Regions from separate parts of the Mus musculus genome. Here regions 2, 3 and 4 are each linked to region 1. Evidence: chromatin loops called from intact Hi-C (ENCODE). Cell type or tissue: left cerebral cortex. All regions are shown on one strand. Links, peaks and the distances in the headings refer to the core of each region. The heading gives the core; the rest is flanking DNA.

The links. Peaks named below come from ENCODE experiments on the same cell type or tissue, not always from the same donor. Only the 100,000 strongest peaks of a DNase experiment are listed, where the experiment ranks them.
Region 2: it touches region 1 in a loop (17-fold over the local background); 10 of 42 quality-filtered maps call a loop at or near these places.
Region 3: it touches region 1 in a loop (10-fold over the local background); 22 of 42 quality-filtered maps call a loop at or near these places.
Region 4: it touches region 1 in a loop (5-fold over the local background); 5 of 42 quality-filtered maps call a loop at or near these places.

The regions. Positions count from the first base shown.
Region 1 is chr7:23,963,931-23,971,855 of GRCm38, reverse strand. It overlaps the pseudogene Gm5324. Among named protein-coding and RNA genes, the nearest start is that of Vmn1r180, 16 kb to the right of the region's middle. In left cerebral cortex, for the core only: a CTCF peak has its summit at 3,669 (motif pointing left); a DNase peak (open chromatin) is centred at 3,667.
Region 2 is chr7:24,295,439-24,303,363 of GRCm38, reverse strand. Zfp61 (zinc finger protein 61) reads left to right here and starts at 3,815. Exons shown (of 7, transcript NM_009561.2): 1 at 3,815-4,171; 2 at 4,989-5,090; 3 at 5,626-5,791; 4 at 7,340-7,385. The coding sequence starts at 7,383. It overlaps Zfp94 (zinc finger protein 94), which reads left to right. Exons shown (of 6, transcript NM_001199321.1): 6 at 1-1,660. The coding sequence ends at 809. In left cerebral cortex, for the core only: CTCF peaks have their summits at 1,941 (motif pointing left) and 3,706; DNase peaks (open chromatin) are centred at 2,989, 3,317, 3,867, 4,660 and 1 more place; H3K4me3 peaks cover 2,599 bases; H3K27ac peaks cover 1,688 bases.
Region 3 is chr7:24,282,330-24,290,254 of GRCm38, reverse strand. Gm51471 (a long non-coding RNA gene) reads left to right here and starts at 3,107. Exons shown (of 2, transcript XR_003946726.1): 1 at 3,107-3,226. It overlaps Gm51469 (a long non-coding RNA gene), which reads right to left and starts at 2,028. Exons shown (of 3, transcript XR_003946724.1): 1 at 1,879-2,028; 2 at 1,657-1,771; 3 at 942-1,233. It also overlaps the pseudogene Gm18126. In left cerebral cortex, for the core only: CTCF peaks have their summits at 2,433 (motif pointing right) and 3,913 (motif pointing right); a DNase peak (open chromatin) is centred at 1,561.
Region 4 is chr7:24,233,540-24,241,464 of GRCm38, reverse strand. Zfp109 (zinc finger protein 109) reads left to right here and starts at 3,867. Exons shown (of 4, transcript NM_020262.3): 1 at 3,867-4,382; 2 at 4,790-4,847; 3 at 6,988-7,114. The coding sequence starts at 4,833. In left cerebral cortex, for the core only: a CTCF peak has its summit at 3,934; a DNase peak (open chromatin) is centred at 3,765; H3K4me3 peaks cover 1,250 bases; H3K27ac peaks cover 697 bases.

The DNA.
Region 1 (7,925 bases), core at 1,243-6,242:
AAATCAACAAACTCCTTAGAACTGGCTAAATGTGAGTCAGGTGTTATTGCCCAAGGGGTGAGGGGATTAAACCTTTAAATAGTGGGCATGAAGCTCCATCTGACAATTTTCCTCAGCTGCATGTTTTGGCTCAGGCTTGTATTGGCTTGTACCTCCTGTTCTGTCCACCCTGATGCACAGAGAAATTAAATGAGGTCAGCTCAAGGGCTGCTAGTCAGAAGACATGTGCAAAGCCAACTGGCTACACAGAGATTGAAAACTGCTGAATGCTGATCTGAGCTTGGTTAAGATGTCATGGGACTGGAACAGCCTCCTTCCCCCACCTCCAACCAGCTTACAGCTCACCAGCTTCAGAGGAGGGAAGTCCAGGTACAGCTCATGTTGGTAGTACTTGCAAATATTCTCAGTAGGAAAAAGAAGTCATCCAGAAAACAAGGAAGGAAGGAAAAGAAGGAAGGAAGGAAGGAAGGAAGGAAGGAAGGAAGGAAAGAAAGGAAGGAAGGGAGAAAGAAAGGGAGAGGAGAGGAGAGGAGAGGGGAGGGGAAGAGAGAGAGAGAGAGAGAGAGAGAGAGAGAGAGAGAGAGAGAGAGAGAGAGAGAGAGAGAGAGAGAAAGAGAACAAGAAAACAAGAGTGTCATTGATATAGACATGTAAATCAGTAAAAGGACTGTGGAGGAAGGAGGATTAAGAATTTGAGGTCATCCCCAGCTACATAGTGAGTCCCAGGTTAGCCTGATCTACAGAGTGACTCCTCAGGTGAAACTGCACTTGCCCAGCATGCAGGAAGCCTTGGGTTTCTTCCCCAGAACCAGATAAACTAGGATTTGAAGGAAATTCTGTAATCCCTACATTTGTTAGGGGAGACACAGAATTTAAAACTCAAGGTCATTCGCAGTTCCATACATACATAAACAAACAAACAAACAAACAAACAAACAGTTAAGACATGCAAAGCTCCATCTCCTACCTCAGCTGGCAGAGGGCAGGAGCATCACCAGTCCTTGGCTACCTGGACTGCATACAGAAACCTGGGGTCAAAACAAGGGAAGAGAAAAAAGAAAGAATTCCTCAGTAGAAGGACCTGATAGGGTCCTCAAGAGATGGCTCAGCAGCTTAGAGCACTGAGTGCTCTTCCAGAGGTCCTGAGTTCAATACCTAGCATCCACATGGTGACTCACATCCTATGCATTCAATTCCTATGGTGACACAATATCAGGTCTTTCATTTTATGAAGAAAATTTATATGAGTGTCCTCATATAAATAAAACAAATAAATATTTCTTCACAAAACGAAAGGCCTGATATTGTGTCACCAGGGGAATTAAATCCATGATCACTGGCAAAGAAAAAAATGACATGAATATGAAGTTTAGCCAGTCTGTACTGAGGAGGAAAATATAATAACAAAGTTGGAAAACTATAGATACTGCTATAAATAAGGACTTCATTTGTTCATGATGCATACATACATGACCACAGTGTGGGGTGTATATGTGTGTTTCTTCTTGTACGTGTCTGTTTGTCCTCAAATATGTAGACCAGGAATATTATTCAAATGCTTTTCCACCTTAATATTTGAGGCAGGGATGTCAGTGATCTCAGACCAGCAAACTCTCACATCTGCCTCTTTTGACTACCAGGCCTAAGGGGACACAAGGACACTGCCTTTTCTTGTTTTCACATGGTCCTTTTGTTGCACTGTGACGCTGTACCCAACACATACCTCCCCAGATACAGGCCATAAATCTGAAATTCCATATATTTAAAATGTGCATGTCCTTTTAAAAATAGGATACCACTCAGCATGGAACTTACTCTTCCCTACAGTGGACTTGAACTTTTGATACTTGACAGGGCAGAGTGGCTCAAAAATGATATTTCTGCATTGTTGATGTCAAGACAGGAAGGTGAGGATCTTGCTCAAGGTCATCTTTGGTAAAAGGTGTCCTGTTGGGACATATGAGACCCAGAGTAAACCACAAATGCTAACAGCATTAAAGTGCACCTAAGGAAGAACTGAGGCAGCAGGATCCACAGGAAGTAAAAGACAGTATGGGTTCCGCCCTGAGTTCCATTCCATCTGATTTACACACAAGACAATGTAAACTCTAAAACCACCGTAGCAATATTATTCCTACCAACAAAAGTAGAAAGAACCACGTATCTGAATAAAAATGGAAGTGTGCTTCAGACATCAGAGTACATATTTCAGGGAATAAAAACCAATTTCTGTCTCTTTCTTGGGGCAGTCTCTTGCTCAGTGTCACTTTTCTTTACAGTATGCACATTGGTTCTTATCTAGAGGTGGTCATGAAAATCCTCTGGAGTTCTGAGGTCTTCTCGGCCCTGTGTTGCCCAGGTACCCTGTCTGCCTACTTCCTCTCTGCCTACTTTCTCTACCTTTTCTATAAACTTCCTTATCACCTGCGAATGTAGCCAAAATCTTAGTTAAATTTCTTTCTTGCCTTCTATCTCGTCTACTTTCTCTTGCCTCAGCCTCTCTCTTTTCTCTTTCTCCTTTTTTTCTTTTTCAGTCTGTCTCTTATGGTACACTTTCTCTGCCTCCTTAACCAGATCTTGCAAGGATAATGTTTGCAGACTCTCTAGACGCTGTAACCTTCTCCTTAAGTCAGAAGCAGACTGCCCGATGAAAGCCATGGCCACCGCCGCCTGCTGGCCCTCTGACGTAAGGTCAAAGGGATTGTAATGCTTGTATGCTTCTAAGAGGTGCTCCAAAAACACTGCTGGGGGCTCCTTTTCCTCTTGTAGGATCTCTCTTACCTTGGCCAAATTGATGGGGCACCTGCCAGCTCCTCTCAGTCCTGCTACCAGAGCCTGGCAGAAAACTGTCAACCGCTCCCTATCTTCAGGCCTGTTAGGGTCCCAGTCAGGACATGTCAGAGGGAAGCCTGCATCTATTTCATTCGGAAGTTGTGTCGGCCATCCATTGGCCCCCAGCACGTTCTTTCTTGCCTCCAGCAGAATCCTTTCCTTCTCCTCTGTGGTGAAAAGAACCTGTATAAGCTGCTGACAATCATCCCAAGTAGGCCTATGAGAGAACATGAGAGATTCCATTAGATTAGTAAGGCTAGAGGGGTTTTCAGAGAAGGGGGCATGGTTTGCCTTCCAATTATAGAGATCAGAGGAGGAAAAAGGCCAGTACTGAAGGGGCTGCAGTTGTCTGGGGTCTGTTGGAGGAGGGCCATAAGTACGTAAAGGCAGCATGGTGGTTGAGTCTGGTCCCTCTGGGCTCCGAGCTCACTGGCCTCAGGTTCCGGGTTCCAGCAGCTGGTCCCTCCCCTATGTCTCCAGTGGCCCCCTGTTGAAAGATCTGGGAGGGGACTGGTTGGGGATATGGGGGTAGGGTGTTACACCATTCTGGAGGTTCTTCTATCTCTGGATAGATCCTGGGAGGAGCCAAGGGCTGTGGTTCAGCCCCCACAGTTTTTATCTTAGTTTTTTCTCTGAGTGGCAGAGAGCCAGGACTCGGGATCCTGGCTTGTTCTTTTGAACCCAAGGCTTCAACCAGGATGGGGGGTCATGTGCTAAATTTTCCCAGATGAGAATGTAGGGCACTTGATCTGGTTGAGACCTTGCCCTCCTCTGCATAACATGTTTAACGGCAGAAATCACAATCAAATCAAGAGTGCCCTCTGGTGGCCAACCAACATCAAAAGCTGGCCATTCCATAGAGCAGAAAGTTCTCCAAAATCTTTCTGACATCTACAGACAGATTGTGAGTCTTAGTCTTAATTTCAGTCCAATGCTCGAGAGTCAGTCCAAGGGGAGTGCTACTAGTCTGTCCCATCATCAGAGTCACATACAGGGAAACAAGATATACACACAAAAAGATTACAATAACCGAGACCAGGACCCAATCAGACAGCCGAGTAAGCACACTCTCACTTGGCACCCCGATGGGAAATCTCCAGGCGTCCCCGGAGCTCCCTCAGACCTCCTGGGATGTCTCCCAGGGTGGCAGCCGGTTACTCCTGACACGTCTATCAGTAACCCACCCCTCCATCCCAGACAGGGAGTTCGTTGCTCTCACGAGCTGCGGATGACTGCAAACCGAGAATACAGAATTCAAACACAGCCGGCAGACAAAGATATAGACAAAGATATAGACAAAGATAGGATCCTATCTCCAAGCGGGGTCTCTGAGAACTGGGGTAGGCCACAGATCCCGGCCCGTTGCTGGGCCTCTGCTCAAGTCCCAGGATGAGCTGGCCAACACCCCAACATCTTGAGAGAAAACTACACTTGATGCAAACTGCAAGAGGTCTTATTATCAGCTAGCTGAGGACGAAGTCCCTCTGCCGTGCAGGGCAGGGGAGTTCGACCTTTGTTGTTCTTGTTAGGGTTGTTGGTCTTTTTTTTTTTTTTTTTTTTTCGAGACAGGGTTTCTCTTTATAGCCCTGGCTGTCCTGGAACTCACTCTGTAGACGACCAGGCTGGCCTCGAACTCAGAAATCCACCTGCCTCTGTCTCCCCAGTGCTGGGATTAAAGGTGTGTGCCACCACACCCGGCTGTTTGTTGGGTTTTAATTTTGTGTGTCACTTTCCATCAAGTGTGATTTTAAATGTTATGTTATTTTGTGTGTGTGTGTGTTTTTGCCTCTTAAGACCATCTTCAGTTTTATATGATTACCTTGGTGTCCACTTTCTGAAAGCAGATTGAGACCTGTCTACATGGAAGTTGTTCATGTACGAGAAGAGACAGAAGCAGAGACAGAGACACAGACTCACCAGGGGTTCCACATGCCAGTGAATTGATGGCAAGGAAAGATGATGTGATTCTAGCTCTCCAAGCCAGTCTGGCCAGAGTCTCTGAGATGTCCTCCTTGGTTTTGTCTGAGTAGCTCAGCCTGTTCCAGTAGCTAAGGCCAACACAGAACTCATGAAATGAACTTTCAAAGAGTTGTGCATTGTGGCTTCAGGAACATAGGGTCCTATGATGCTCTTCCTGTCTCAGAGTAGAATAAGACATCTCTCTCTTCTCAGATTGGGGCTGGAGAAAAATTCTGTCTTATGAGAGCTTAATGTTGCTCAGTGGGCAGTGGAGATAATAAACAAGAATGTGTTTCAGAACAGTAGAATGCTGTAGGGACATACTGTTGAACTCAGCAGAAATCCGAGCAGGATGACTATGCCAGGAGCCTTGTTATCTTGTGTTCAAAATAGGGGAGACATTTGGTAGGACAGACCATCCATGTCAGTCTCACAGGCTTCTGTGTGCCTCGTGCTGTGACTGATATTGTCACAGTCTAGGGAGAAAGAACACAGGAGATGACATCTTACCAGTGTGAAAGTGAGAGGAACAGGGAAAGCTTCCCAGAAGCCATTTCAAAGGACATGCAAGGTTGTTTACCTGGGCCATAACAAGCAGTGTGCAAATACTCAAAGAATTGGAAGAAACTTTGCTGATGTGTCCAGCTGATTGCAGACTCCAGGTAGAGGACTGAAGCTGACAAGAGGCAGGGCTACACGAGTACAGCAGGGTGATGTCCTATCATAAAGGTCTCTAGTTTGACCATGGTTCTCACACTTGTCATTCCCTCCTACTGTGGCCTGTGGTGCTGAGTCTGGAATCCTGTTACTAAGACCCTGGAAGGAACAAGCATAGAGAGGCAGGAGGTGAGGAATTAGAGGGCAGAATTGTTGGAGAGAGAGGGCACAGTTACCCCTGGAGACACTCCACAGCTGTATTTTCATAAGCTTTGCTCTGTGTTGGGTCTGAGGACTGAAGCAATGTAACCTGCGATGGTTTTTGCAGGGAGATGGGGCTGTGTGGGGGTTTGTAAAAGTTGGCAGGAGTTTGCTCCCTAGAGGACTTTCACAGAGACATTTGCGGGCCTCATTCTCTACCTGGGAACCCATTTTGGGGCAGGTGGAACAGGTTGGCTCAGGAAACTTCTCTCGGGAGAGAAGTTAACCTTGTGAAGAAGATCATGTTCCCTGCAAGAAACAGGGAGCAAAGGAGAGACACTTCCCATAGAACAATCTGTTATGTTTATCCAGGCTGGAAAAGAAATCACGGGGCTCTTGTTTCACATACAGCTTGGGGGCAGTTTTGCACCTCAGTCCTCTCCTCTGAGCAAGACGCAGTGAGGTCAGCCCTTCCTGATCTGCTGCCTCTCGTCCACAATGGTCTGCCTTCTAAAGGCAAGCTCCAAGCCACTATGAGGAACTCCAGATATCCATAGGGGGCCCTGATATTCCTCTGCATATAGGAGTTCTGGGCAGTGTGCCACAGAAACCGGCCAGCTTCTGCCCAGGAATCACTTCAGCAGCCAAGTCAAAATCACACAGCTTGGCATTTCCCCTGCAGTCGATCAAAATGTTGCTGGCCTTTATGTCTGTGTGGACAATGTGATGGCCATGGCAGTACTGCACCGCATGTACTATCTGGGCAAACAGCCTTCGAGTCTCGCTCTCCTCTAAAGACCCCACTTTGATGACGCGATCTTGTAGCTCTCCCTCTGAGGCATACTCCATCACCAGGTAGGTAGCCTCTCTTCTCTGGACCACATGAAACAGCTTGATAATGTTAGGATGGCTAAGGGATTTCATAATCCTGGCTTCCCTTCTGATGACCAAGGCATACTTGGTATTTTGGAGAATTTTTGCAGACACAGTAGTAAATGTGGGGACATGGAAGTCCAGTTTTACCACCAAAAAATTTCCTTCACTCAGAGTGGTCATCATCTTATAGTTAGTGGAGAAGTTTTACTCAGTAGAGTAGCAGGCCTTCAGATCCTGCTCCGTCATCAGGCCCTCTATGATTTGGCTAGAAACAAACTTGTCATGAGAAATTAAAAAAAATATTAAAGTCAAGACCAAGAGAATTTTACAGCTATAAATTCCTACCTCCAAAGACAAGAAAAATGTCAGAAACATGTCAGACAATCTAGTCAGGTTCTTGGAATGCTTTGGAAGAGAAGAGCAAAGCACCTTCTAAAGCAGTAGACACAAACTATGACATAGATCAGGTTGACAGCAACCAAGTGCAAACTGATAGAACAAAACAAGGGATCACGGACAGTAAGAGCTGCTCTTTGGAAAGAACAACCATCCTCTCCTCTGATCTCAGCACACACTGAGAGCCAGTGCACCAAGAAAATCAGGTTCTAGAGGAGTGCATAAGACAACAGACAGACACTCCAACACCCACAGTGTCCAGGCTGGAGAGCTGGCTCTGGAGTCCAGAATGTCATCTAGTCCTGAAGAGACCTACCTGCATTTGGTTCTCAGGACCCAGATCAGGTCACCCACAAAGGCCCTAAGTTCAGTCCTAGGAGATACTATACCTCTGGCCTCTAAGGACACCCATACAGCATACTCACACGCGTGACACGTTCCTTAAAAATACAGGCAGGTTTAGTGAGAATTTTGGATTATTTAAAACCCCAGTAATTGTATGTGTTATTCTTTTCCAGGTTTGTGACAAGAGGCTCACAACTACCTGTAACTCTCAGTCCCTAAAATCTGACTCCTTCTTCTGACCTCCACAGCAAGGATGTAGTGCTAAGTGAGACACACATGGAGGCAAAATACTCATACACATAAATGAAAACATAAAATATTCTAACTTGTAAAGTGTAACTTGAAATAATAAAAAGTAAAATGGAAGATAATAAAGAATATGAAAAAGTAAACACATAAATCAAGCCAGCAAATACACAAACCAACACATACACACACACACACACACACACACACACACACACACACACACACACACACAGGAAATCATAGTCAACAAAGTTGAGAGAAACTCTCTCTTTCATGGTCCAAAGCTCCTGAACTCCAAATATAATCTCTTAGCTGGGTTGAACTCAGGTTGCTTTCCAACCAACCTACAGGTTCTGTAGTGCAAGGACAGGAGGCAGCCACATGCAGAACTGTAAGTGGACAGGGGTCTA
Region 2 (7,925 bases), core at 1,130-6,129, 330 kb before region 1:
CCTATCAGTGCCATGCTTGCTGGAAGAGTTTCTGTCACAGCTCGGAGTTTAACAATCACATAAGAGTCCACACGGGAGAGAAACCCTATGTATGCGAGGAGTGTGGGAAAGGCTTCAGCCAGGCCTCCCATCTCCTGGCCCATCAGAGAGGCCACACTGGAGAGAAACCCTACAAATGTAGCACGTGTGGGAAGGGCTTCAGCCGGAGTTCAGATCTCAACGTTCACTGCAGAATCCACACGGGAGAGAAACCCTATAAGTGTGAGACGTGTGGGAAAGCCTTTAGTCGGGTCTCCATACTCCAGGTGCACCAGAGGGTCCACAGTGAAGACAAACCGTACCAGTGCGCAGAGTGTGGGAGGGGCTTCACTGTAGAGTCACACCTTCAAGCGCACCAGCGCTCCCACACGGGAGAGAGACCCTATCAATGTGAGGAGTGCGGGCGAGGCTTCTGTCGGGCCTCCAACTTTCTGGCTCATCGTGGAGTCCACACAGGCGAGAAACCGTATCGATGTGACATATGCGGAAAACGCTTCCGGCAGAGGTCCTACCTCCATGACCACCACAGGATCCACACGGGAGAGAAACCTTACAAATGTGAGGAGTGTGGGAAAGTCTTCAGTTGGAGCTCATACCTCAAGGCCCACCAGAGAGTTCACACAGGAGAGAAACCATACAGATGTGAGGAGTGTGGGAAGGGTTTCAGCTGGAGCTCAAGTCTCCTAATTCACCAGCGCGCCCATGCAGAGGATGAGGGTCGCAAGGATTTGCCTGCATCAGAAGGCTCACAGGGGAAACAAACTCTATAATGTTTTATAGTTTGATATTTCAACTGGAAGCTGAAAGGTCCCAACTCTTAGAGTTCTCAAGGGAGTTGTAGTATTAGTATTTTGACTGGACCAGGATGCATTTTGATGCTTGGGAGACCACAAGCAGAGAAGCCTTGTAAGTTGGAGCCATGTAGACTTCAGTCAGAACCTTGACCTTTAACACATGGAGACAGTAACCAACCGGGGGAAAGTTGAGTGTGACCTGGAGGTATCTCAAAGGAAGGAACCAGATCACTTTCTTATGTTGCTGGTTGCAACCCCGTGTGGGGCTTCATTACCGTAAGTGACAGTCACAAGATATTTAGGAACACTACAAGCTTTCTGCATATCCAGGGACCAAAACCTCAGAATTCAACAGGTTCTAGGAGCTTCTGGCAGCTCTTACCCATGATGCAACTGTGTGACTTCACTGCAGCCTTCCTCAGAACACACCATCACCACACACAGGGCCCAGCCTCTCTGCTCAGGGTCGGCGTTGTTGTCTATGACAAATTGCATGGCTTTCTACAGTACACATGCTTTCTGTTCTTCCGGAAGCGTTGCTCACGGAGCTTTCCTGTTCTCGGTCTTCTAGTTCAGCTGCAGACTCTGTTGTGTGTCTCAGTGGGATTTTGACCATCCTCATTACTCCCCTTTACAGAAAGTGTTCCACGGCACTACTGTGCAAGTTAGGTTTTGTGGTTAATAAATTACCACTTACTGAAATTGTTTAAAATACATTTCTTCCCAATTAATAGTACATGTTTGAATTGTATATCTACATTGCGTACCTATATTCACAAGCAGTGCCTAAGACATCATATGCCTTCAGTAAACTGTTAAGCCAGCCTTGAGAAAGACAGTCACTTGAAAAATTTTTATTCAGTCTGCCAGCTGCAGTGGATGCAAAGCATGGAGTTTCCTGAAGAGGCTAAAGGAGGAAACAACATTTAATTCATATATGGTCTCAGAAAAATTTCCAAAAGAGGGCTGGAGAGATAGATGGCTCAGTGGTTAAGAGCACTGGCTGCTCTTCCAGAGGTCCTGAGTTCAATTCCCAGCAACCACACGGTGGCTCATAACCACCTGTAATGGGATCCGGTGCCCTCTTCTGGTGTGTCTGAAGACAGCTACAGCGACAGTGTACTCACATACATAAAATAAGTAAATCTTTAAAAAAATTCCAAAAGAATTAGAAAGCAAGAAAAAGGAATTGCATATTTAAAATAATCAATCTATTTTTATGCCAAAAGTGGTTTCTGAGTCAGCTATGGGCCACAGTAACTATCTCCAACTTGAGTCTAAAGTCAGTGAAATAAACACGGAGCTCAGTTGATTGAAAAGAAAATGATGAGAAACAAGCTAATGAAATAAAGGCAAGCTCTCACTGTATAGGCAACAGCTTCCATCATTTCTTGTAAAGAAGCAGGGACTGAGAAACTTCAGGAGACCAAGGAGAACAAAGCCAGTTTTGGCGGAGAAGGGGCCGGGGGCGGGGCCGGGGCGGAGCTAGTAGAAGCGAAGGGGCGGGGTAGAGGAGAAGGCAGTAGGGACAGAAGGAACTCTGAGACAGCTGAGCCAGGAGAAGCTGAGCTGAGTAGACAGGCAGAGCCGATGTTATAGCTTGGAGCGGTTAGAATGGGGAAAGCCGGAGAAGGACTGTTTACGCTGTTGGAAAACTGAGGGAGGAGTGGCCGGGAGAAATGTTTGAAGGGGCCTGGGCTGGAAACTGGAAGGAGGGAGTTAAGAGAATGGGTTATGCTGTGAAACAGCCAGCCATTTACATCTAGAATTACTACTACGTTGATCAATGGTAATATATTTAACTTTTCTAAGAGCAACTTTAAAAAATACACAGCTGTCCGCTTTGTATTCTTGCCATCAACATGCGATAGTTCAGTTCTCACATGTTATCATTTTCCCCCCACAAGGTAATTTGCCTATATCCATTTCTTTAAAAAAAATTCTAAAGATAAACATGTCCATGTTTGCTACTCTTATTTCTATTGAAATTGCTGAACCATGTTTGAATCTTCACTCCTTTTAAAAAGTTGGCTCTTGTGCTGGGGTTTATGAGTTTTCAAGGGCTGGCAAGGTGGCTCAGCAGGTAAACACTCCTGTTGCCCAGCCTGACAACCTGAGTTGGGTCCCCTGCACCCACATAGTGACTGCAAGGAGATTTACTCCTGTACGCTGTCCTATGACTTCCTCATTTGCGCTGTAACTGTGAGACCCCGAGCGTTCCCCCAAGCCCGTTTTCCCCGATCTCTGGGGATACAGCCAGAAAGAAGCTCTTTGTTCTCTATAGCCAGCAAAAAGCTTTTTTTTTTTTTTTTTTTTTTTTTTTCTGTGCCTTACAACCAGAGATGCGATAATTGTAGGAAGACCTAGCCAGGCCCTTGCTTGGCTCCCTGTGCCAAGGACACGGAGATAGACACAGGAGAGGAGCTATAGCTCACTCCCCCACCTCGCCAGAGAAGAACTGTTGCCAACTCTCCTCCCAACTCCTCCCAATTCCTCACTTTTCCTTTAAAAGACCCCCCCCCTACTGTTACCTCTGGGGGCCGAACTCCCCTGCCCTGCGCGGTCCTCAGCTAGCTGACAATAAAGCCTCTTGTGGTTTTGCATCAGGTGTGGTTTTATTGGGGTGCCAGCTCATCCCGGGACTTGAGCGGAGGTCTCCCCAGTTTCGGGGGTCTCACATAACATGCACGCACGCTCCCCACGCATGCATGAACACACCAATAAATGATTTATTTTATTTATTTATTTATTTTAGTATTTTGGAAAGTTTATTTATTCACTCACTTATTTATTTATTTATTTATTTATTTATGGATGTTTTCTCTGCATGTTTTGTCTGTGTACCTTGTACATGCAGTGCTCGAGGACGCCACGAGAGAGCGACGGGTCCTCCGGAGCTGGAGCAACTACGGTTTTGAGCTCCGCAGTTAGTAGCGCTCTCCGCACCACGTCATCTCTCCAGCGCCAAAGCCTATACGTCCTAAGGCAGACATCCTCCAATGTAAAGACGTTGCTGTCCAAGACTTTCTTAGGGAGTATGGGAAATGAAAAACAACAGGGAAATCCAATACGGGAGGATGGTGCTCCTCCCCTAGCTTCGGGACCGGCCACCCGCGCCTCTGCATCCTCACTTCCGTTACCACTGAGGGAGCCGAGCGTCACGCACGGTTTCTCCACGCGGAATTCTGGGAACTCGTCGGCTTCAGGCTAGCCTGTAGCCATCTGTCCCCCTGGATTTGAGTTATTTTAGCCAGGAACCTCCAGAATGACCCGCTAGATGCTTCTGAGATCGACAGCAATTGCGTCTCGGGTGAAAAGGAAGGAGCGAGGTTTGAAAGGTAAGGAGCAGCGGCGAGCTCCGGAGGGAGCGTCCTGGTGCCTGCAGGCCCTCGGCGCGAGCGGCTTCTGCAGTGCCCCCGCCCCGCCCCGTCCCCGCAGCCCCCTCTCCCTGCCTGCAGCCCTCTCTCTCCCATTCCGCAGCTCCCCTCCCCTCCTGCCCGCAGCCCTCTCCTGCCTTCAATCTCCTTCTCTGGTCCTGCAGCCCTTTCTTGCAACCCACTCTCCCTGCCCTCAGACCCCCTCTTCCGGCCCGCAGCAGCCCTCCCGCCTGCAGCAGCCCTCCCCTTCTGCAGTTTCCCTCTCCCCTCGTTACCCCCCTCCCTCCCTGCAGCCCTCTTTTCCTCTCTGAAGCCCCCTCTCCCTTCCTGTAGTCCCCCTCACTCCTGCAGCCACCTCCCTCCTGCAGCCCCCCTCTCCGCCTGCGGCCACCGCTCCCCTTCTGCAGCTCCCTCCCTGCTCCCGCGGCGCCCACCTTCTCCACCCCCTAGTCGGCTCTGCTTCTGCCCCTGCCGCACTAGCAGATCTCTCTGTGCATATCTTGGGTGTTCTGCAAAAGACAGACATTAGACCTTCCTAGTAGCATACTTGGAGAGAAAAAAAAAAAAAAAAGGATGGTGAAACACTCAAAACTGCCTGGCATGCAGGTCTCATGGAGAGACCATAGTAATACTTCATCCAGTTCTTGGCCGTCACAGTTGTGACCCATCTATGACCTTTAGAGGAAGGAGCTGGCTGCTTGCAGCAGGTACTGGGGCAGGAACTGTGAGATGTAATGTAGGGAATTTTATAATTTTACAATTTTTGGTTTCCCTGCAGCCCTGACTTCCCAAAAAGCAGTGCTGGAAGCCATAAGTGACTAAGATTGGCTGACGCTGGAGGATGTGTGGGTCGTACACCTGGGATTAACTTTTATTAGAGGTGAGTCTATACAGAGTGTTGTGCCCAGATGGCAGAAACCCCGAAGAGACCACCAGGCACCACAACTCGGAAGCAAGCACACGAACATCCTTGTCCTACTTTGAACTTGGGCCACAGACCTTCCCGATGGGACAGGAAGGAGAGTGACCCCCAGCACTAGGTGAAGGGATGGATAAAGGAAAAAAAAAAAACCCACAAGCGGGGGTTTCTAAGCCTTGGCACTGCATGAGAGGGTAAAAGAGTTTTCTTTCCAAGAACCCAAGGGTGGGGGCCATATCCCAGGCTAGCCTCTGACAATAGGCTGTTCAAACCCACATTTTACTGGTCCAAGCTCCCAGAGGAAGCCAGCCAGTATCATGAATATAGGTTAGCACTGGCTTGCAGGGATCTTGAGAGCGGGCTTTGTACATTTATTGAGACCTGTGTGTGTGTACGTGTGTGTGTACATGTGTGTGTGTGTACATGTATGGACGCCGGATGTCAACCTCGGGTTCCCAGGAACCATCCACTGTTTTTCTGTTTAATATTTATGTAGGGGTGGAAAACGTGAGTTGCGGTGTGGGTGTGGCGATTAGAAGACCACGCTGGGGAGATGCTGCCCATCTACCATCCTGTGTATCCTGAGGACCAAACTCGGGCTTGGTGGTAAAAGCTTTTATCCACCAAATCCTCCCTCGTGGACTTCGAGATTGCCTAATTAGGTGAGGCCAGCTGACCAAGAAGCAGGAGAGATGCCATTATCTGCCTTCGCAGAACTGGCTTTATAGATCTGTGTGTGCCACTGGCATGCAGCCCCCTCCTCCCCAACCCCTGACTTTTCAAGTAAAATGTGCCCTTGGGATGAAACGCAGGTCTTTGTGCTTTGCCCAGCAAGCTCTTTACCAACTAAGCCATCTCCCCAGTCCCTGGTATTAGGTTTTTAAAAAAAGTTGTTTTCACCAATTCTTTTTTTTTTTTTAACTTTTTTTCCCCCAAAGATTTATTTATTATTATATGCAAGTACACTGTAGTTGTCTTCAGACTCACCAGAAGAGGGTGTCAGATCTCATTATGGGTGGTTGTGAGCCACCATGTGGTTGCTGGGATTTGAACTGAGGACCTTCGGAAGAGCAGTCAGTGCTCTTACCCATTGAGCCATCTCACCAGCCCTGTTTTCACCAATTCTGGTATTTCCAAATAACTTTTTTTTTTTTTTAACATTATAGACATGGAGATGTCTAAAATTACAGATCATGTTAAAAAAAAAAAAACAGAACTGTTACAACTTTAGTATGCAACTGGAACAATGGCTCTTTTAGTTTGGTTCTGTCAGGTTTTCTTGGGTAAGTTTCTTTTAAATGGCAGCTGTGTTCCTTGGACTGGGCTGTCCCATGCAGCAGTTTAGAAACTCACCGTGAACCAGCAGAGAGAATTTCCTCTCCTGGGACAGTACCCAGGCTCAAACCCTGCCCATCTAACTGAGAACTCCTGCACGTACACCCCAAACCCTGCCCATCTAACTGAGAACTCCTGCACGTACACCCCAAACCCTGCCCATCTAACTGAGAACTCCTGCACGTACACCCCAAACCCTGCCCATCTAACTGAGAACTCCTGCACGTACACCCCTGCAGTCTGCATCCCAGGTGACTCCCACACAGGTCACATGTAAACAGTTCAGGGAAGGGTCTCATCTCAAAATTCAGGCTCAGAAGGGTCACCATGCTGCCTGGCACAGATAAAATGGTGTGGGGTACCCTGTACTCACAGCACTGTGATCCCCCCCTCCCCCCGACCACCACTACCTTGCTTAATGAATATTGTCAACAGTCACAGCTGCTAAAAATCCCAAGCAACGTGAGGCAATGGTGTGTTCCCGACATGCTCCTTGTAGGCTCCCGAGAGTGGATGTATTGCTTTGCGTGTACTAGTGTACTCCCTCCCATCAGGAGTGGGACGCCCACCCAGTACCCATTACAGTGAATTAGCATTAGATGCTATTTCCACGTTTACCATCCTCACCATTATCGCCACTGGAAGTTTAAAACGTTGAGAAAATTGCAAAAAATTAGTACAAGGAGATCTGGTCTGCTGTGCTTGGGCACAGTGTTCTGTGACGAGCTCCTATGTGGAGTTCCTATCGTCCACGCCACCGTTGTCATCCTCTGACCGTAGGCCGCAAGGAACACGCACCCGACTATCTGACAAGGGTCAGCCGCGTGGTCAGTGGCACTGACGAGACTTCTCCTTTCCCATTTCTGTCTTTTCAGGTCTGCACCTCCTGGAAGGAAGGGTAAAAAAGTGAGCGGGCCCATGGTAAGTAGAGCTCGCCCTATTTGTTGTCAGAATGTAACGGGGTCCTCTCAAGCTAGAGGATTGTTCTCCTGTAAGGAGACTCAACGCATTCGAGAGCTGACAAGGTGGCTCAGGGGTTAAGGTGCATGCCTCCAGGCCTGATGACCTAAGTCTGATCCCCAAGATCTACATGGTGGACGAAGAGAACCAACCTCCACAAGTTATCCGCCGTCTTTTACACAAGCACTGTCACACACACATGTGCACACGAGAGCGCACACAGGCAATGAGTAAGTGTGATTTTAAAAATAGGTTGTATGAAAGCACTTGATGTCTTGAGGATATGCCAGGTGCTTGTTTGTCCCTGTAAGTTTAACTGTCCTCCACCTCTTCAGGGCCACTGTGCCTCTAGAGACATTGGTATTGACTTATCTTTTAGGGAGACACAATCAGACATCTGTTTACCCCAAGTAGGGGATCCACAACAGACTCAAGTAACAGTGCCACCCGAAGCCACATTGGTGAATTGGTGGGTCTATTGGGGTTACTCCCAGGAGCAGG
Region 3 (7,925 bases), core at 1,540-6,539, 320 kb before region 1:
ATGTGGGAGCACACACAGTATAGGCGTGCCATGGCATATGTGTGGAGATCAGTGGGTGCACATTAGTGTAGGCATGTCATGGCGTATGTGTGGAGATGAGGGGGTACCTTTTGGGAAGCAGTCCCTCTTTCTACCTTGTGAGGAGCCAGGGATCATCATACTCAGGCTGCCAGGCTTGCAGGCGGCACCTTTACCCATTGAGCCATCTCACTGGCCTGTTTCGTGAATTCTTTTCATCATTTTTCAAAAGAAAGACTATCTCTTTAAGGTCAGTGTTTCCGGGCGCTGCTAATTACAAGGAAGCTGTAGTTGCAACCTTGACCTGTTTCAAGTGTTATGTGGAGGACTTTGGGATCGAGGCCCCATCGGGGCTTTGTGGCAGTTCCTTATAAAGAAAAGGTGCTGCTGAGCTGCCATAACCCTCATGCCTGGGACTTAAAGATAGTAGCTGTTAGTAAAATGGGCAACTGTTGAGATCTAAGTTTCTGTTACAGGAGCCTTAATAAAAATGCAGGAGCAGCCGAAATACAAAATCCCACTTTGGACCTGGAGATGTAGCTCGGTGTTAGAATACTTCTTACCATGACAGGGTCTGGGTCCAGTCGCCAGGGTAGACCAGACAGTACTGTCATCTGCAGTCAACTTGGTATTGTCTTTTTATGGGTCTCTCTTTGTAGCCCTGGTTGTCCTGAAACTTGCTCTGTAGAGCAGGCTGGCCTCGAACTCAGAAATCCACCTGCTTCTGCCTACTGAGTTCTGGGCTTAAAGGTGTGCGCCACCACTGCCCAGCTGTTTTTTCATTTTTAAATAAATTAATTAAAAATTTGTGTTTACAGGCCACATGTGTGTGGGTGTCCACAGAGCTAGAGACCCTGTAGCTGGAGTTACAGGGAGTTATGTAGGTACTAGAATAAAATTCAGGTCTTCTGGAAGATTCGTGGTTTTTTTTTTTTTTTTTAAGATTTATTTATTTATTTCATGTATATGAGTACACTGTTACTGTTTTCAGTCACACCAGAAGAGGGCATCAGATCACATTGTAGATGGTTGTGAGCCACCATGTGGTTGCTGGGAATTGAACTCAGGACCTCTGGAAGAACAGTCAGTGCTCTTAACTGCTGAGCCATCTCGACAGGCCTCATAGCATTCACGGTATACATTAGACATATGCCTCTAAATGGGTCACACTGTACACTTGAGAGTCAGGAACCTTGCTTCCAACTCAATGAAAACCTGAGGAAATGATAAACAATGTAAGGCCGAGTGACCTATATACTGGCTTGCTTAGGTCTCACCCCATGTCCTTAATGTGGAGTTTCCCCATTAACTGTGTTATGAAGGGGTACCTGCTGGGCCATGAGTGCGGAGAAGGGCTGGGTTGCAGAAAAGGACAGAAAGAGGGGGGGGGGGGGGGGAGAGAGAGAGAGAGAGAGAGAGAGAGAGAGAGAGAGACCCAGAACACATGGAAACAGGTGGAAGCAGAGAGTGCATGCGCAGGCAGTCCTTTTACATGCAGCAGTGGATGGCGGCAGATGGTGACATAAGCCGTTGCTAGGTCCTTGGCAAGATCCTGGTACACTAACATTCCAGTACGGCTCTTTTACAGGCAGCAGGGGAAAAAATGAGATGGTGACTCAGAGATTTGCACTAAGGTACCTTTCCCAGGAAGAGCAGTCTTGCTGGCAGATCTGGAAACGGTTTGCATGGGCATTGACCTGGTATCTTCAGAGGAAGCACTTTCAACTACTGCAAGATGATTCCATTTGGGTTTCTGAAAATGGGAGCAATATAAAGAATCACAAAGGAGATAGCTCCAGCCGTGTTGAACACAAAGACTTTTTAATCTCGAGAACTCAGAGTTATTGTCAAAATAGGTACCTGCATGAGTCACAGATCCAGAGCAGAAACAAGCCACTCGGTGAGAAACGTGAGCGGCACGGGTTTGCAGGTGTGACGAAACCATCATCCTGCCAGTGGGTTAAAACTTAAAAAGAGCAGAAACCCCACAGGTGTCGTGAATGTGACAGATGCATTGATGACGCTGTTAGTCAGGGATCACCTGTAGGAGGGAAACCGTATCGGCATAGTACGTGCCTCAGGGCTTTCCATTCACCACACTGCCTATCATCAGAGGGCTGCTTTAGTCAGCATTCACACCCAGGGGAGGAACCGGAGACATGAGATCAATCCAGAGACCACTTCAACAGAGTCTCTTTGATTACCAGACCAGTGACACAGAAGGCAAGTCCTATAGACGTGACAGTTGTGGGAAGAGCAAGGGTCTCATCAACAAGAGCTTCAATCAGCATTGATTGTGACTACAGGACTCACACAGGAGAGAAACCTTATAGATGTGAAGAATGTGGCAGAAGCTTTAGTCAGAGCTCAATATTCCAGTACCACCAGAGGGCACACACGGGGTCCATCGGAGGGTCCACTGGGGTAAAACTCCTATAGGTGTGAAGAATGCGGTAAGGGCTTCAGTCAAGGTACACATGTTCACATACATCAGAGGATCCACACTGGGGAGAAACCCCACCAATGTGATGTGTGTGTGGCGAAGGCTTCAGCCATAATTCACTATGAATGTGCCACCCAAGAGTCCCCACTGGAGAGAGATCCATGTGAAGCATGTGGGAAAGGCTTTATCCAAAATACAGATGCTCACACAGGGGAGAAGCCCTATACCTGTGAAGAACATGGGGAAAGCTGCAGTCAGGCTTCTAACCTTCAAGAACCTCAGAATGTCCATACCGGAGAGAAGCGATTCATATGTGAAACGTGGGAAGGGCTACGGTCACGCCTCGCATCTTCAAGCCCGCCAGAGAGTCCATACTAGAGAAACCATACAAATGTGATGTGTGTGGGGAGGGCCTCTGTTGGGGGGTCAGCTCTTCATGCTCATCAGACAGTCCACTCAGGAGAGAAACCCTACACGTGTGAAGAGTATGATAGGAGCTCTAGTCAGCCCATGGGAATCTGAGTTCGAATCCCTACTATCCATGTAAGAAGCTGGGTGTGGCCAGGTCTATAACCCTAGTGCTGTGAGATGTAGAGAGAAGATTCTTGGGACTTGCTGACAGCCTATGTTTTCAGACAACAGGGGGAGTGTGGCAGAGCAAGGCCCCTAAATCATCCTCGGACTGCAGCTGGGAGAAGCTGGACCTGGACTCCAGGCTACTCATGGGCTCACTCCTGCCTCAGCTCCCACATACCGGGATTACAGGTGGGTTCCATCACACCTGGCTTTCCCTACCACTTTATTTGCCCGTCTATGCTGGGGCAGGGGCAAGCTTGTGGGTTTGCAACATGGACTCCTGGGATTGCACTCAGACCATCGGGTTTGCAGAGCAAGTACTCCACTTGCCGAAGCGCTCGCTGGCCTCTCAGGCCTCTATGATGGCTTCCACTTTTATTTTGTTCTTCAAGACAGAGTTTCTCTGTATAGTCCTGGCTGTCATGGAACTCAGTGGGTTTCTCTCTGTAGAGTGTCATAGAACTTGATCTGCAGACCAGGCTGGCCTTGAACTCACACAGATCTGCCTGCCTCTGCCTCTCAAGTGCTGGGATTAAAGGAGTGCACCGCCACCTCTGGTTTGGCAATAATTTTTCAGTCTAAACTCTGTGGTTTAGATTTAGTGATTTCTATCATGCTGTCTGCCTGGTCACTCATTTTCTCTTCCATTGACAATATTTTGGTGACTGCACTTAGTGTTTTAATTCTTTTTTCAGTTATTCTAATGTTTATTATTCTAATGTTTAGCTCTAGAATTTCAATCAAAAGATACTGACCTCCCATCCACAGCTACAGAGAGCTATTCTGTTTCTAAAACTCAGACTTTAACTTACAACTTCCCTAAGGCCAGTAGAAATCGAGGAAGATTTTCTTTTCATGTAGTACCTTCACAGACCAGAAGAGGGCATAAGTTCCCGGACCTGGACTTAGAGGTGGTTGTGAGCCACTCTTTGTGCGCCCCTTGGAACCCAACCTGGGTCTTCTGGGAGAGCAGCAAGAACTCTTAACCACTGAGCCTTTTCTCAAGTCCCTAGAACTTTCTTTTCGAGATGATGTTGGCATTGAACCCAGGGCCTTTCAAATGTTAGCCATGCCCCCAGCCACCACTGGTGGATTCTAAGCAAGGATTCTATCATTGAGCCCTGTGCCCTGTTCAAGGGTGTGTTCCTAAACTTGTGATCTCCATCCATAAAATAAAAATAAACCCTGTGGACCAGCCACGGTGATGCATGCCTTTGATCCCAGAATTCAGGAGGTAGAGGTAGTTGCATCTGTGATTTTAAGTCAGGCTCATTGCCATAGCAAGGTCCAGGACAGAAGGCTGCACAGTGAGACCTGGTTGTACCAAACAGAACAAAAACATCCCCAGTGAGATCAGGGATAGATGAACCTCACCCAGAAACCACTCCTGCAGTGAAATGAACTCCTTTAACTCTGGCATGATGTAAACATCTGAAACAGGAAGGGGCTTTGAAGATACATTGGCAAAAAATAAAATAATAAAATAAAATAAAATAAAATAAAATAAAATAAAATATAAATATAAATATAAATATAAATGTATTGACAAATGAGCCTGTGAAGAAATCTGTAACTGAGGGCTTTTCCACCCACTCCCCAGTTCCCTAATCATGGCCCAGAGACTTAGGTGTGAATAAATGCTTAGGTCATAGGCTTTGGCTTGCCCCCATCTAACTTGTATGCCTAAATAACACATTCACTCAATTCTAAGTCTGCTACAAGTCTAGCTACCTCTCCTCAGTCTTAAATGTTTGACTTCCTCAGAGTCCAGGGAGAATCTCCCACCTCTGACTCCTTCCCAGAGTCCCAATCTCTCTGCCGGAACTGCCATGTTCTATTTCCTGCCTTTTGCTAATAGGCCATCCGTTTTTTAATTGACAAGTGATGCTTTCACACAGTATGCAAGGGAGCATCCTGTGTCTCCCACTTTTAGTCCAATAAAGGGCTCTTTTTCTTATAACAATAAACTATATACAATAAGATCATTTTTGAAACAATTATGAAAACTATCAGGTAAGAATTGCATTAATAATGTCCAGTTCAAGACTGGAGAGATGGCTCAGCAGTTAAGAGCACTGACTGCTCTTCTAGAAGTCATGAGTTCAATTCCCAGCAAACACATGATGGCTCACAACCATCTGTAATGGGATCTGATGCCTTCTTCTGGTGTGTCTCTACACAGCAACAGTGTACTCACATACATAAAATAAATAAATAAATCTAAAAAAAAAAACCCAACAGTTTTTTTTTTTGTTTTGTTTTTTTTGGTTTTTGGTTGTTTTTTTTTTTTGGTTTTTTTGGGTTTTTTTTTTTTTTTTTTTTTTTGGTTGTTGTTGTTGTTTAAAGAGAGTACTGGTTGCTCTTCCAGAGGACCCAGGTTCAATTTCCAGAAACCAAATGGCAGCTCACATTTGCCTACAATTCCAATTCCAGGGATCCAACACCCTCACACAGAAATAAATGCAGGCAAAACACCAAATCACATAAAATAAAAATAAAAATATTAAAAAAAATAATGTTCAGTCCATTTATAATTGACAACTTTGGAGAAAGCACTCTACTATCTATGCTAATTTGGTGAGTTCAGAATCTGTACTTAAGTCATTTTTTAATCATAGATAGCATTTATCAACCTAAAAAAATCTGCTTAGACTTAAAAACACTTTTTAATCCTAAGCACACTAAGATAATGTGTGGGACTATAATTATCTAGTCTTCCATTCCATCAGAGATCTGTGGAGCAATAAATGTTACCAGAGTATGTAGGAAATGCAGAGCAAGCAGCTTCCAACACTATAGACGTGACAGAGACAGCTGGCTGCCTGGACAGCCACTAAGGTTCTTCAGAAGTGTTAGAGCATCTCTGTCTCCAGCCTTCTGGCTACCAGTATGTCTAACAGACTTTTCTGTAAAGCAGGAATTACGAGGGACTGCTTACCTTGTCTTGGCAAAGTTCAGCAGTTGACTTCCCTACATCCCATTTGTCCAGCTTGGACAGAGTTTTGTCTGCCATTGACAAAGGGCAGTTTCTTGTGCAGTGCCTAGTTTGCCACATAAGAAGCAAACTCCATATGGAGATTCTTCCAGACAGACCCACCATCTCTGAAATAGAGTGGAGATACTGCCAGAAGCAGACCTGACTGTATCAAAAAGAGCCTTTTATTAACAAAGCATCTTTAAATGTCATATTCTATAGCTCTCCGAGGTTTTTGAAGACAATTTATCTCAGTATATCCGCACTGCTTTTTTTCTAGCTATGTACTATCTGTTTAACCTAGGAAGAATTTCTGTAATTAACTAAACTAGTATTTAACATTTAGCATTTCTTAATTATCCCAAACAGTTTGTAATAGCAACTTTCAAGGACTAGAACTTCACATTGCATTTTAAAAAGGAATTGCATAGGAACAATACCTTAAGTAAAAGTTGAAGCATATATACATAGTATGCTGTAATCTTAAATTTGCATCAATGTACAAAATCTATACCAATATAAGATTTTTGCCTAAGAGAAGCACCATAGTTTAAGAGTAGATTTAATAATCTACCCTTTTAACCTATTACCCCTAAATCCCCCCCCCCCCCGTTTTCCTTTTCATACCTTCTTCCCCCTCTTCCCCTAATGTAGGATAAGAAAGAGAGAAGTCCCCGGGTCTAATATCCGAGACCTTGTTTCCTTCCTGATAAAGACCATTAATAACTTGTAACCAATCCCACTTTACCAATGATCATCACCCAACGAACAACCAACTCCCACCCCCTATGTTTTGGAAAATGGGGCATCTTTCTCTTAAAACTGCTTCCTGCTCTCTGGGGGCTTCATTTTCCTTTTGGGGGTGCTCAAGAAAATGGCTATATTGTCCAGTCTAGTCTCTGTATGCTGTGAAAGTGCAGACTTAAATGAAGTCCTGACTGGGACAGTCTGCGAGGCTGGACCAATTGGGGTCATCTGGTGTCAGCAGCTTTCTTTGAGGCTGTCCTGGAAAGCAAATTTAGATGAAACAGCTATTAAAGCAGTCTAAGGTTGGATCAAACAGGATGCTGGAATAAACATGTTTCAGCATTTCAGCCTTCTTCTCAGCATCTTCCAGGATGAATCCTGTCAGGGCCACTCCAACTCACTGACTCACTGGTCTCTTTGTTCTGTAAACATGTAACCTTTCACAAATAATATACATTTTGCATTAACACATGTCTGGAATGTGCAATGTGCACATATCAGCTACATAGGATTCTCTCTCTCTTTTTTTGTATGAGCAGGTGGATAGCATATGTTTTCTTTATCAGTTGGTTTGGACTGTATAGCCAAATATGACATAAATTTTCATCCATGCCATAATAAAGAATGGTATGATGAGTTCCGGGGACTTTTGTAGCCAACAAAATTTATTGACTATGCATAGCTGAAATTATGGACGGGGACTTTTTTTTTTTTTTTTTTTTTTTTTTTTTGTCTCAGCTTGTTTTAGAGCTGTGACCATGTAGTGGGACCAGTAATACAAGTTACCTGTTTTTTGTTTTTTTGTTTTTTTTTTAAATTTATTTCTTCCCATCTAAGGTCAAGAGATTCAGAGGGTCTCCCCAGTCAAATCTAATTTTTATTAATTTGGAAAGAATCTATAGCTTTTTTTTTCTCCTGTTGAAACAAATGCAAAACATCTTCCCCTATGTAACATACTCCCTTTCTTCTATTCTGAAGTTAGGATTTTTATAGGCTGATCTAACTCAGCAGTTCTTTTCAAAATCTCTCAGCAGCTGTGCTACCTGTCTCATTAATGTTTTGAAAAGTGAAGTCAATAAATCACTATTTAATCTATCTCTGGGAGATCCCCTGCCCCTTCTGCTCTATGAGCATTTTCTTTAAAGTCCTGTCAGACAGTCGATTGTT
Region 4 (7,925 bases), core at 1,535-6,534, 270 kb before region 1:
CCTGACAGTACTCCCTTCATGGTTCAAAGAAGAAACTGAGCACCAAAACCTCAATATGGACTTGCTCCAGTTGTGGCAAAGTAGCCACTGGACAAAAATGGCCCCAATGCATCTACAGACAAATATACTGTCCAGGAAAGGATACAAGATGTAGGATAGTCGACAGCTTAGCTCTGCCAAGACAGAGTAGGCTAATCATTTATAGTTCCTGCCTCATCCAAAGTCTGCCTCATGGTTCTGGTCCAGAAGGCTGAAGACAGATGCTCCATTTTGAGGAATAGGGGACTGTCCAGGTAGCCAGCTGTCTCTACAATTTGTTTAAATTTTGGAAGCTATGTTTTTGTGCTTGCTATATATTCAGATAATGTTTAATTCATCCTCGGATTTCTGACAGGATTGAAAACTGTTATAGTCTCATAATCAAACTTTAATTGTTTAAAATTGAGGAAGATGATGTAGATTTGAAAGGATGGTTTTCAGCTGGCGATGCAAGTTAAAATCAAAACATAATTCAGGTAGAGAATTATAAGCTCTTTAAGTTAGGTTAGACGTTAGAGTAGTGTATATAAATTGACAAAATTGATGGACTGAAAGTTATGAGTGTATCGCATACCTTATAGTTTATATAACTGTTGCAGTATGTTATGGTTACAAGCTTATGGGATCCAGGGAGTGGAATGTGGTAGTTGGAGTGAGAATGGCTCTGAAAGGTTCATATGTTTGAAGCTGGCTGGCTCGAGCTTGCTGCCATGCTTCCAGCTGTGATGTAAGGGACTAAGCTTCTGAAACTCTAAACCTGCCCACAAATGAATGCTCTCTATTTCAAGAGTTGTCTTGGTCTTCCTCAGTTTCTTTCCTCAGAGACTTGAAGGTCTTTTCATACAGGTCTTTCACTTGCTTTGTTAGAGTTATACCAAGATGTTTCATATTATTTATGGCTATTGTAAAGGGTTTTGTTTCCCTCGTTTCTTTTTCAGCCTGTTTAGTCTTTGTATAAAGGAGGGTTACTGATTTTTTTTTTTTTTTAGTTAATTTTGTATCCAGTCACTTTGCTGAAGGTGTTTATCAGCTGTAGGAGTTCTCTGGGAGAATAGTTGGGGTTGCTTATGTATCATGTCATTTGGAAATAGTGGTGCTTTGACTTCTTCCTTTCCAATTTGTATTCTCTTGATCTCTTGTCTTATGGCTTGGTCTAGAATTTCAAGTACTATATTGAATAGATAGTGAGAATAAAAGGGCAACCTTGTCGTGTTTCTTATTTTACTTGAAATGCTTTAAGTTTCGCTCCATTTTTCATTTGATGCTGGCTACTTGCTTGCTGTATATTGGTTGAAGAATAGATAAGGAAATTTTGGAATACTGTTCAGGTATTAAAAACAAAGGCATTATGAATTCTGTAGCCAAATGGATGGAACTTGAGTGAGGTAACCCAGAGCCAGAAAGACACATGTGCCATGTACTAACTTATAAGTGGACATTAACCAAGTGCAGGATAACCATGTTATAATCTACAGACCCAAAGACACTGGGTAATAAAGAGGTTCCACGGGAGGGTGTGTGACTCTCTCTCAGAAGGGGAAACTAAATAGTCATCAGAGGTGGATGGAGAGAGGGAACTGGGTAGGAGAGGGGGTGAAGAGGGGAACAGGGATAGTGACCAGGTATGGGGAGAAGATGGGGATGGGAAAGGTCTAGGAGTGAGAATGGAAATTGGTGGGTGGCATTTCTGGTGACTAGCTGGAAGCCTGGGATGGCAAAAATATGGGGAGTCTATAGGGGTGACCCTAGCTGAGATTTCTACCAGAACGGGATAGAACCAGGCTGAAGTGGCCACCTCCTGTACTGGGAGGTAGGACTTCCATAGGAGAGAGGCAGACATCAGTCCACCCACAAAGCCTTCAATCCAAAATCTGTCTTGCCTACGAGACGTACTTGGATAAAGACGGAGTAGAGTCTGGGGGAACAGGCAACCAATGACTGACCCAACTTGAGACCCATCCCATGGGAGAGAGCCAACCCCTGACACTATTAATGATACTCCGCTATGCTTGCAGACAGGAACTTAGCATAACTGTCTCCTCAGAGGCTTCATCCGGCATCAGATGGAGGCAGATGCGCACACTCATAGCCAAACATCAGGCAATGTTCAGGGAGTCTTATGGAAGAGTTAGAGATAGATGTTAGCAAGCCCCGGGGGTCAGCGACACCACAAGAAAACCTACAAAGTCAACAAACCTGGGTCCATGGGGACTCACAGAACCTGGATCACCAACCAGGGAGCATGCACGAGCTGGACCTAGACCCCCCCTACACATTTGTAATAAATGTGCACTTTGGTCTTCATGTGGGTCCCCTAATAAGTAGAGAGAGAGCTATCTCTGACTCTGCTGCCTACCATTGGATTACCTTCCCACTACCTGTCTGTCTTGTTGGGCTGCAGTGGGCGAGGATGTGCCTAGTTCTGCTGGCACTAGATATCCCAGGGCAGGGTGATACAAAAGGGGGGCAGTGAGGGAGGAGGGATTTGTAAGGGTAGAATTGTGCTGAGAGGAGGGAGGGGGCTGTGATTGGGATGTAAAGTGAATTAAAAAACCAATAAATTATTGAAAAAGAGACAGAGGGAGAAAGGGTATAGGGGAGGTGGGGTAAGTAGAGAGGGAGGCAGAGAGAAGTGCCTAGGTGGTGTCTCTTCACAGCAATAGAATGTTGACTCAGATACTCTGTGTTTGACCACTAGGTCATTCCTCCAGCCCCTCACTGGGGGATTCTATGTAGGGACTCTGACTTTGCTGTGGAATCGAGTTCTTATAGTTGTGAAGTAAGTTTTAGCTTTTATAATACAGTATAATATGGGACTTCAATGTTTTAAAAAAGTATCCACAGCTGGTCATGGTGGCCTACCCCTTTAATTCCAACACTTGGGAGGCAGAGGCAGGCAGATCTATGAGTTCGAGGATAGCTGGTCTACACAGGGAGTTCCAGGACAGCCAGGGCTACACAGAGAAACTGTTTAGGAAAAAAAAAAAACAAAAACAACAAAGAAAACAAAACAAAAACAAAAAAAGAAAAGAAAAGAAAACAGTATCTATAGTTGTTGTTCATGAGGGTGTTGTTTGCCTCTATGACGGTGCTCCTCCACCTATTCACCCACTCTGCCTTCCCCCTCTGACATCCCCTACTCTGGGGCATCAAGCCTCCCTCTTCTCCCACTGATGTCAGATGGGGCCATCCTCTAATACATATGTATCTAGAGCCATGGGTCCCTCCATGTGTACTCTTTGGTTGGTGGTTTAGTCCCTGGGAGCTCTGGGTGGTCCAGTTAGTTGATATTGTTCTTCTTATGGGGTTGCAAACCCCTTCAGCTACTTCAGTCCTTCCCCTTGCTTTTCCATTGGGGTCCCCGGGGCCAGTTCGACGGCTGGCTGTATTTGCAGGTGTTGGTAGAACCTCTCAGGAAACAGCCAAACCAGGCTCCTATTAGTAAGTACTTCTTATCATCAGAAATATTGTGGGGATTTGGTGTCTGCAGGTGGGATGGATCCCTAGGTGGGGCGGTCTTTCCTTCAGTCTCTGCTCCATTTTTTTGTCCCTGTTTTTCCTTTGGACAGAAAGATTTCACGGTTTAAAATGTTGAGATGTGAGGATGGCTCCATCCCTCAAATGGGTGTAACCTTTCTAAGGAAGGTTTCTGATGGTGTCCTAGATGTGCTCCAAAGCCAGGCACTTTTGCTGACGCATTCTGGGAACTGTAGTTCCGGCGCCTGTGTAGGTCGAGGTCGCTTCCGCTCCGGGAGGCATGGTTACCTCCGGGTGTGCCAGGGAGGGGAGACGTGGAGGGTCCCGCGCCCCTTCAGGTGCCGCCGTGTTCCCTGAGTGTCCCGTGGGGACAGAGTCTGTGGACCGGGAGAAGCAGGCAGTGGTGGTGGCTGCGGCGGCGACCGGTTCTCTCTAGCTGGGCTCTTCCTGAGGTGGCGCTGCCAGGGATTCCTGGACCCATCTCAGCTGCTCCTGGAGCCCCGGGGAGAGTCTAGCTTCCCATGGGAGCCTGGTAGAGGAGCTGTGGTGACAGATGGCCAGTGTCCTAAAGCCTTAAGTGGTACGCAACTCTGGTTTTGATGTGACTTTTTTTTTTGCATTTATTTATTTGTTTATTTACTTAAAGAGTGGGGCGTGCCACAGCTTATAAAAAGTGGGAGTAGAGTCACTCCTCCACCATGTGGGGTCCAGAGACTCGAATTCAGCTGACCAGGCTCCACCACAGTACATGTACTCCTTGAGCCATATCGCAGGGGCAAAAACTCCCTTTTAAAGAAAGGGTTCAGGTTTTTGTTGGTCCTTATTTCATGCACGCGGGAATGGAGACTTTTTGGAGGCTTTTTCAGGTGAGCGACCTTCACTAGAATGTCAACCTTTTAGTGGTAGAGACAGAGGACTGGGAAGGGGGAGGGATTTCACTCCCGTGTATAGAAACAAGTATGTGTAAAATAGCCATCAAATTAACAGGCCCGTCTGAGAGTGACGGTCAGTTTTGACAGCGTTCATTAGAGAGTTCAGAGCTTAAAGAATTGCTTTTCTAGAAAACCCATCACCACAGGCGGCTTTGTGAAGGTAGGAGTACCCAGTATTCCTGAAGCTTCCAGAAACAGAGAATGTGGTGAGTCTGGTAACCCGGGAGCTTAGTAGAAAAGCCTGGTCAGCGCGCACAGCCCTTGGGGCTGATGGAGAAGCTGAGGAAGCCATGTGGAACAACTGTCCTAGCAGTGTTCTCACGAAGCCCTTCCTCCCCCAGCTTGCTTCCCAGAGCCCTGCCTTGTCTCAAAGAGAAGAGAACAATGACCAAGTTACAGGTAAGTCGGGTTGCTTCCCCCATCCCCACAGTGCTAGGGATTGGAAACAGGACCCCTGCATGCTGAGCAAGTGCTCTGCAGCCACCATAGCCTATTTGACAAGGTCCAGGCCACGGAAGGACCCTGTTCCCAAAACAAACAAAAACCCTAGACAGCACCTGAGGAAGGACACCAGAGGTTGGGCTGTAGCCTGTACATACATGTGTACCCTTGTGTACATATGTACACTCACATGCATGCACACATGTATACACACATGCACACAGAAAACTGCTCACCCTCACTTCCTGCATTGGACTTCCTGAGCATTCATATCCTGAACAACCAGGGAGCGTCTGGCTTCCGCACAGCTTCTGTGGTTGACCCAACTCAGATGATGAAGGAATGAAGAAAGGACAGACACACAGACATGTGTACAGACAAGCTGGGATCGAATGAGCTGTGTGCTCTGATGGAGACTCCCCAGCAGCCCTGAAACTCAGCGCATTTATTAGACACCGCTGAGCACCCAGGAGCCATGATTCAGGAAACTGCAGCATGAATACAAATGCACGGGTATTTTACATGGAGTTCAGCCAAGCTCCCCAGCTACACAGTACCCTCAGCTCCAGGGACTAGACGCTTGTTTTGTTAACAACAGTGGTGATTTTCACACGTAATTTGTAGTCACCAGGTATCCCTGATTCTCTGTATTCTGGCCTAAACTGGACACTTTAAAATTTTTTTGGGTACCTTGGTAAGTGATTAAAAATAGTTTTCTTGAAACTTTCACTTAATTGAATTTTTGTTTTAAAGTTATTATGTATATATCAGTGGAACACTATATATATAAATAAAATGCTTCTATATATATTGTGTGTATATGGACAGAACATTTAACATATATAACATTATATACACATATAATGTTATATAAATGTATAATGTAACCTTTATGGAACACTGTGTGGCCATGATTGGCATAATGCAGACAATGATGTTAGTTTTGTTGGACATATATTGGCTGCTTAATGCATATCATATTGTGTCTAAGGTCCCTCGGTGGACTCATTTAATCCCTTCAGGGATATGTGGAATGGAGATACTGTTATACACATGGGCAAACTGAGGCATTGAGAAGTTGCCAAGTTCTAGATTGTATGAAATTGACACAAAACCAGCCGGTACAGCCTGTTAGATGGACAGGGCTCAGGGCTTAATGATTGATTCAGACTTGAGTGCCGTCTGCCAGATACTCCTGGGCACACAAGCGTTTCATAAATTGGAGAACTTTTGGATTTGGGAACATTTGCATAGACTTTGCTAATAAAGGATTCTGAATCTGAAATTCATAATCTTGCTCAGCGCTAAGCATTCTAAGTGATGTCATCACTCATGAAATGGGTTTCAGAGCGCTTTGGATGAAGGTAAACCCACGCTGTACTGCCCAGGAGGAGCCGGGCATTGCCAGCTCCATTACATTGTCTCAGTGTAAGTCAGCACGTTACTCCCCACAGGGCTTGGTGCGCCCTAACTCTGCAATCCATGACTTCCCATTTAGTAGCGATGGACCTAGTGACGAAGCTGCAGTAATGACGCCAAGTTCCTTCCACAGTGTTTTCTCGTTTTTGTCCCACATCCCCTCTTTAGCCATGGAAAGGGTTGAATAGGTGTACTGCCTGGTGATGTGTGTCAACTTGACACCAGCTAGAGTCAGAAGGGAGGGAGGAGCCTCAGTTGAGGAGGAAATGCCTCCATAGGATCCAGGTGCAGGGCATTTTTTTTAATTAGTGAGTGATGTGGGAGGGCCCAGCCCACCGTGGCTGGTGCCATCCTGGGCTGAAGGTCCTGGTTTATACCAGAAAGCAGTCTGAGCAAGCCTTAATGAGCAATCCAGTAAGCAGCACCCCTTCATGGCCTCTGCATCACCTGCCTCTAGGTTCCTGCCCTCCTTGAGTTCCCATCCTGACTTTCTGCAATAGTGAACAGGAATATGGACGTGTAAGCCTAGCAAACTTCCCTGCCCAACTTGCCTTTTGGTCATGGTGATTTGTCCCAGCAATAGAAGCCATAACTAAGACAACAGGCTCTGTGTAAGCAGTTGCTCAGGTCCTAGTGGCATTGGGAATGGATCTGAGGTGGCATGTGCTTGCCGTCACAGGAGGCAGTGACCTTCAGGGACGTGGCCGTGGTCTTCAGCGAGGAGGAGCTGGGGCTGCTGGACGCTGCTCAGAGGAAGCTGTACCACGATGTGATGCTGGAGAACTTCAGGAACCTCCTGGCAGTGGGTGAGGACGGGGCCTTGTGTCCTTGGTGATGTCAGAGTTCACACCCGTGTGTCTGTTGCACGCCACTGCTTCCCTTTTAGGTTACTTATTTTGTATTTTATGTACACGTGAGTGTTTTGTCTGCGTGTGTGTCTGTGCCACATTCACTCATGATGCCCACAGAGGCCAGAAGAGGGCATTAGATCCCCTGGACCTGGACTTACAGATGGTTGTGAGCCACCATGTGCATGCAGCAAACCTACTCTGGGTCCTCTGGAAGAGCAGCCAGTGCTCTGAATTGCGGAACCATCTCTCCAGCTTCCACTTTATTGTTTTTTAATTTATTTATTTTTATTCTTTAATTCTTTTTTATAGTCAAGACGTCATACCCCTCCTGGTCTGCCCCTGACCACTCCACATCCCATACCTTCCCCGACCTCTGTCTCCAAGAGGATGTCCCCACCTCACCAGGTCTCTCCACTTTCTGGGGCTTCAATCTCTCGAAGGTTAGGTGCAACTTCTTTCACTGAGGCCAGACCAGGCAGTCCTCTGCTTATATGTGTCAGGGGCCTCGTATCAGCTGCTGTATGCTGCCTGGTTAGTGACTCAGTGTATGAGCGATCTTGGGGGTCCAGGTCAGTTAAGACTGCTGGTCTTCCCATGGGTGCTTTAAATTAAAAATTTGAAACATTTCTTTGTGAGTGTGAGTGGAGTGTGTTTGTGTGTGCATGTGTGCGTGTGTGTATGTGTATGTGTATGCTAATCAATGCCATGACCATAGGAACTCCGGAAAAGAAGCAGTTAATTGGGGTTTGTTTACTGTTTCTGTGGT